2 separate regions of the Homo sapiens genome follow, and region 2 is linked to region 1. Evidence: read pairs that join two places in POLR2A ChIA-PET (ENCODE). Cell type or tissue: HepG2. All regions are shown on one strand. Links, peaks and the distances in the headings refer to the core of each region. The heading gives the core; the rest is flanking DNA. Region 1 holds the start of SNORA15B-1 (small nucleolar RNA, H/ACA box 15B-1). Region 2 has its middle 43 kb from the start of ZNF273.

Region 1 (2,908 bases), core at 107-2,606:
GCTGGTCTGAAAAGCATGGCTGAATACTGTGTTCTTTTATCAGTAGTTTACACAGCCAGACACCATGCAAAAGCAGTCTTCCCTTTAGAATGACTGATGGTATGCTAAGGTTTTTCATAGCATATCATTATTAAAGGTGAATACAAATAAATGAACTAATACTGATCTGCTGAAAGGCTGCCAGTGGCCAGTGAAGCCATTCTGGTTGGACCATTCTCCTATTTGATATGTTAGTCGCTTGTATTGTGGCTTTCACATGCAGTACTTAAATTGATGTGGTCATAGTGAATTTGTAAGAAATTAATGGCTTTCATATGTATATTTTGTTATTCATAATTAGTTCTACAGTTTTCTTAGCATTTTTCTTTTTCCCCCATCCAACAGGCTGTGTGGTTCCGGGTGCTGGTGCTGTGGAAGTGGCAATGGCAGAAGCCCTGAATAAATATAAGCTCAGTGTAAAGGGCAAGGCACAGCTTGGAGTCCAAGCATTTGCTGATGCGTTGCTCGTTATTCCCAAGGTGTGTATGCCTTAAACAGTCAATCTTCCAAAAGATTCAGCTGATCAAACCCTTTTGATAATGTAGGCTTTATTCATTCATAATACGGATTTTGGATAAACAGGATTGATCAGTTTTCTTCCTGACTCTGGAACATCCAAATGTATTTGGTTTCTCTGGGAGGCCTGAATAGCTGACGTTTCAGATGGCAAGAGAGAACCTGTAGCTTAATATTTGCAGTATTAGGGGTTATACTTGAGTACAAACTTGCTTTTTGTTTTGGTTTTAGCTAAACTGATATCATTGTTTTTTATTATATACTAATTTTGAAGTATAGCTTATGACTCGTGTATTGCTGCTGGGTTTGGGGTAGATGAGACAGTTGATCAGTAACTTGTGTCTGGTTATTCTCTGAAGGGAACATAAATGTTCTGTCTTCATGCAATGAGATTCTTTTTTTGTTTTGTTTTGCTTTTAAGAATTTTGAGAGTTTTGCTCTTGTTGTCCAGGCTGGAGTGCAATGGTGTGATCTCGGCCCACTGCAACCTCAGCCTCCCCAGTAGCTGGGATTACAGGCGCCTGCCACCACACCCGGCTAGGTTTCTTTTGTATTTGTAGTAGAGGTGGGGTTTCACCATGATGGCCAGACTGGTCTCATACTCCTGGCCTCAGGCGATCCACCTGGCTTGGCCTCCCAAAGTGCTGGGATTACAGGCGTGAGCCACTGCATCTGGCCGAGATTTTCTTTTGCTCTTTTTTTTTTTTTTTTTTTTTGAGATGCAGTCTCTTGTCGCCCAGGCTGGAGTGCAGTGGCATGATCTCGGCTCACGGCAACCTCCACCTCTCAGTTTCAAGCGATTCTCCGGCCTCAGCCTCCTGAGTAGCTGGGACTACAGGCACGTGTCACAATGCCCAGCTAATTTTTTGTATTTGTAGTAGAGACAGGGTTTCACCATGTTGGCCAGGATAGTCTCGATCTCTTGACCTTGTGATCCACCCGCCTCGGCCTCTCAGAGTGCTGGGATTACAGGTGTGAGCCACTATGCCCAGCCTTTTTTTTTTTTTTTTTTTTTTAAATATCAATTCTTCCTGTTTTCTCAGGAATTAAATTTGTTTACTTTAGGTTCTTGCTCAGAATTCTGGTTTTGACCTTCAGGAAACATTAGTTAAAATTTAAGCAGAACATTCAGAATCAGGTCAGCTCGTGGGTGTGGACCTGAACACAGGTAAGAGAATGCAACTGTTTGTAGAGGAAAAACTAGATGTAGTACATGTGAGTTGAAGCCAGGAAAGATTCAAAATGGGGACCAAAAAAAAAAATCTTTTGCTTTGCAATTTGACACCAGTACTATTAGGGAAGTCTGGGTTCTAAAATGGGATAAAATAGGATATTAATAAAAAATGGAATGACTAAGTATAATAATTAAGGGAGTAGAGTAGACTGAGTAATTTTGGTATAGTTTTGTTGGAGATGTTGAGTGGTGGTAGGTGGTTCAGATTAATGTTGAAGGATTTTCATATTGCATTTGCCTTAAACTCAGTTGTTTCTTTTTTTTTCTTTTTTTTTTTTTTTTTGAGACGGAGTCTTGCTCTGTTGCCCAGGCTGGAGTGCAGTGGCAAGATCTTGGCTCACTGCAACTGCTGCCTCCCAGGTTCACGCCATTCTCCTGCCTCAGCCTCCCGAGTAGCTGGGACTACAGGCACCTGCCACCACGCCTGGCTAATTTTTTGTATTTTTAGTTGAGATGGGGTTTCACCGTGTTAGCCAGGATGGTCTCGATCTCCTGACCTCGTGATCTGCCCGCCTCAGCCTCCCAAAATGCTGGGATTACAGGCGTGAAGCACCGCACCCGGCCACCTTACTCAGTTTTTAATCAAGTACTATGATAAGAAAATAGATTGGGTGATTATATTCATGGGTGAAAAACAGCTAAAGATAGCAAATAATGCCAGAAGAGGGGATCTAGAAATCTAATGAAATGGTGACAGCCCTGATCTTAGGCCCCTGTAACAAAACAACACAAATTAAGTACAAAGTAGGAGACAGATAACAGGTACATCCATGCAGTATGTGCAAGACCTATTGCTGTCAACATTATTATTTAATAAAAAAGATTTCTGGAATGAGGGAAATGATCAGTCCATTTTAGCCAGATTAGAGTTGCAGTGCTGTACTTTAGTATGGGTAAACAGAAATGTATCCAGAAGGAGAGAGGGGTGTTCAGGTCTTCTAAGTAGAAGTCAGACACTCCTCAAATATTGTGGACAGGGGTCATGGTTTAGAGTAGAAAATTGGGCTAACAGAGAAGCTTTGAATTCCCATAGTTAATACTGGAGGAAATGAGTCATCGGTGATAAGCAAAGCCACACACAGTATTGTTGGTTCTTATTGACTGAACTTACTTTGGTTG
Region 2 (2,908 bases), core at 309-2,808, 130 kb before region 1:
AGTAGGAAAAGTGCCTGGCTGGTGACACATAATAAGTAGCTGCAAGTGGTAGCTTTCTTCCCTACCCACTTGAAGCAGAAATTGGTGACCAGTTTTTCTCTCTGAGTCGTCCAGCTGGCACCAGAGAAATTCTGAGGCTGCTTCTTCAGACAGGGCCACCAGGATGTCTGGGCAGCATGGCAAATCTGATCCTTAGATCAGTTTGGAAAAGGTGGGGAAGACAGAGCCAGAAAAACTGGGCCAGATGCCTGGATTCCAATCATACCCAGGCCCTGCCCCCTCTGGTTCTGGCTGTGCTGTGCCTGTCTGGGTCCTGAGTCAAGTGACACCTGGTCCCTGCCCTCTGCCCTCAGGAAGGTCCCCATAGACCAGGGAAAACTCACAAATACAGCCATTGGGTAATGCCAGAGAATATGCATGCCAACTCCTAAGGCTGATGAGTTACTAAACACCAATAGCTACGGTGGGAAAGAGATGTCATTGTCACCATCTTAAAGATAAGGAAACAGAAGCTTAGAGAGCAATGTGCCCAGAGTCGTTCAGCCTAGGAGTGACTGAGGCAGGACAGAAGTCATAACTTGTCCAGCTGCAAGGCTTGAGTTTCCAGTCTAGCCCAGAAGATATCACCCTGCCCAGGTTGGGCTGCAACCTCACTCACCTTTGGGACAATAGGCTCTATCTGGAAGAGAAGGCTCTATTTTGAGCAATGAGGAGCCCATGCCAAGCACAGCCACCTGCCCCTGCAGAAATGAGTGGGGCTGGAAGCTTCATGGATTCTAGTTTTTAATGAATATCTCCCCTGAGCCCACACAAGCTTGTGACTGTTGGTCCCAAGGCATATTGTCCAACCTCCAAATGGAGCAGAGCAATGGTGAAGGAAGCCTGTCTGGTCAGCTCAGCCACTTCTGAGCTCTATAGCTTTGCACAGGCCTTTGCTCCTCACTGTGCCTAAGTTTCCTGCCATAAAACGGGGACATTGATACAAACCACACACACAATGAGGATGAAAAGAGATAATGGGTAAAATGACCTCACCTGCCAGGGAGTCCATGCTCAGAGAACTCTCATGCTCTTGGGTGGAATATTTCCTCAGAGACATAGAGCTTGGAGGTCAGGGACACGGGCCCTGCCACTGACCTGCTCTGTGACTCTGAGACAGTGGCTTCCACTCTCTGAGTTCAGATCCACACTGAACAGGCTGCTCTGACCTGTGCCCCTGGGCTGGGAAGGGAATTCTTCCTCCCCAGCTTGTCAGGGAACCCTTGGCCATGGCTGAGGGCAATCTGGCCCCAGTGCCCTGGCTTAATGGAACAGCAGGAAAAGGCAAACACAAAACCCAGACAGCAGCTGATCACGGAATCTGCTCTCCTTGACCCACAAGGATTTGTTGTGATCCAGCCAGCCTGTGACTCTGTCCACATGCTGCTCCTCTGCAGGGATGCTGCTGTTCACTCTTACTCTACTGAGACACACAGATGTCCTTGAATGAAATAATTCTCTCTCTCTGTCTCTCACACACACACAAACACACACACACACACACACACCCTAACTCTTCCTCCAGGCTCGCAAGTCAGCTGTCCAGAAAAACTGCCTTCAGCGGCCCCTTAGCCTGTGAGCTGCCCTCATTCCCCTTCACAGCCCTGAGTGAGGATGCGCAGCCTCCTTGGGCAGGAGGAGGCAGCTTCTGGGAGGTTGGGTCTCACAGCTCCAGTGCCCCCTGCTGGGCCTCTAGCCGGCTCAGGCAGTGACCCTGGGTAGGGAGCACCTCAGTGCTGCTCATAATTGCAGAGGATGGCCTCACCAGTCAGGGGGTCCTGGAGGGCCTGGGGGGGCTTGGTCTCTGACTGCCAGCAAAAGACGCTGGTCACATCTAGGCAGCAGGAGGCAAACACTGAGTCAGCTGACTTGCCTGACTTTAACCCTCAGGTTTTTTAAAAAAATTAAAATACAGGTGCAGGGGCTTGGGCTCGGGACTCCTGGACCCACGTGGGGCTGAGCGTGGATGGTGTTTGGTGTCCGGCTTCACTCCCAAACCGCACCCGGAGGGTTTGCGGGGCGGAGGGGCCTCAGGGCGACGGTTCCAGAACAGACCCAGGCTGCTCCGGTCAGCAGCAGCCCCGCCGCTCTCCCACCTAGCGGGGACCCCCAGCCCCGCCAGCCGCATCGCTCTGTCCCTCTCATGTCAGGCAAGCCAGTTCCGGACCGCGTGGCACCAGGAGCCGCCAGGAGCCGGGGCGACCCAGAGGTCTCCAGCGACCTGGCGTCCGGCGAGGACACAGCCCCCAGGAGGGGTTAGACCACGGGAGCCGGAGCCCGAGTCCCAGGGCCGCCGAGCCAGTTTAGAGTGGTCTCCAGGCCCTAGTGGGAAGGGGCTCCGCGCTTCTGGGCGTCCACAGGAGCTGCATGGCCCTGCCCGCTGACGCCCGGTCGGGACGCTCCACACCCTGTGTGGGGGCGGAGGGGACGCGGTGGGTGCGGCCTGGGCGCGGGTGGGCTAGAGCCTGGAGACCGCCGGGAGCCCGACTTCCTGGCGCTTTGCCCTTTGGGGAGCGGAGCCAAGGAACAGCGCCAACCTCTCTCCACAAGCCAGGGACCCTACGACCCACCGCCGCAGGTGAGCTCCGCCCGGGCGCCCCCTCCCCCACCACGCCTGGATCCCTGCCGGGCTCCCCGAGCCGAGACTGTGCCTTCTGCAACAGGGCTGTGCTCCAGGTGGGAGAAACATCCTTTGCTCCCTGCTTTGGGGTCCCTGGGCTCCTTGTAGGGTCTAGTAATGGTAAAACTTCTTACTCTGGCTGGAAAGGTAAAATTTTTCAGATCCCCTATGCTTCAGCTCAAAAAGCAGAGCTTATAGCTGTAATTGAGGTATTGGCTGCTTTTACTATGCCTATTAATGTGATTTCTG

The links. Peaks named below come from ENCODE experiments on the same cell type or tissue, not always from the same donor. Only the 100,000 strongest peaks of a DNase experiment are listed, where the experiment ranks them.
Region 2: POLR2A ChIA-PET joins it to region 1 with 6 read pairs; 1 of 35 experiments calls an interaction of 5 or more read pairs at or near these places.

What each region holds. Positions count from the first base shown.
Region 1 is chr7:65,070,525-65,073,432 of GRCh38, forward strand. It overlaps SNORA15B-1 (small nucleolar RNA, H/ACA box 15B-1), which reads left to right and starts at 14; the gene lies at 14-148. It also overlaps the pseudogene CCT6P3. In HepG2, for the core only: no CTCF peak of the experiment used is centred there; a DNase peak (open chromatin) is centred at 1,594.
Region 2 is chr7:64,945,241-64,948,148 of GRCh38, forward strand. No RefSeq gene overlaps it. Among named protein-coding and RNA genes, the nearest start is that of ZNF273, 43 kb to the left of the region's middle. In HepG2, for the core only: a CTCF peak has its summit at 1,718 (motif pointing left); a DNase peak (open chromatin) is centred at 1,711; H3K4me3 peaks cover 1,081 bases; H3K27me3 peaks cover 217 bases.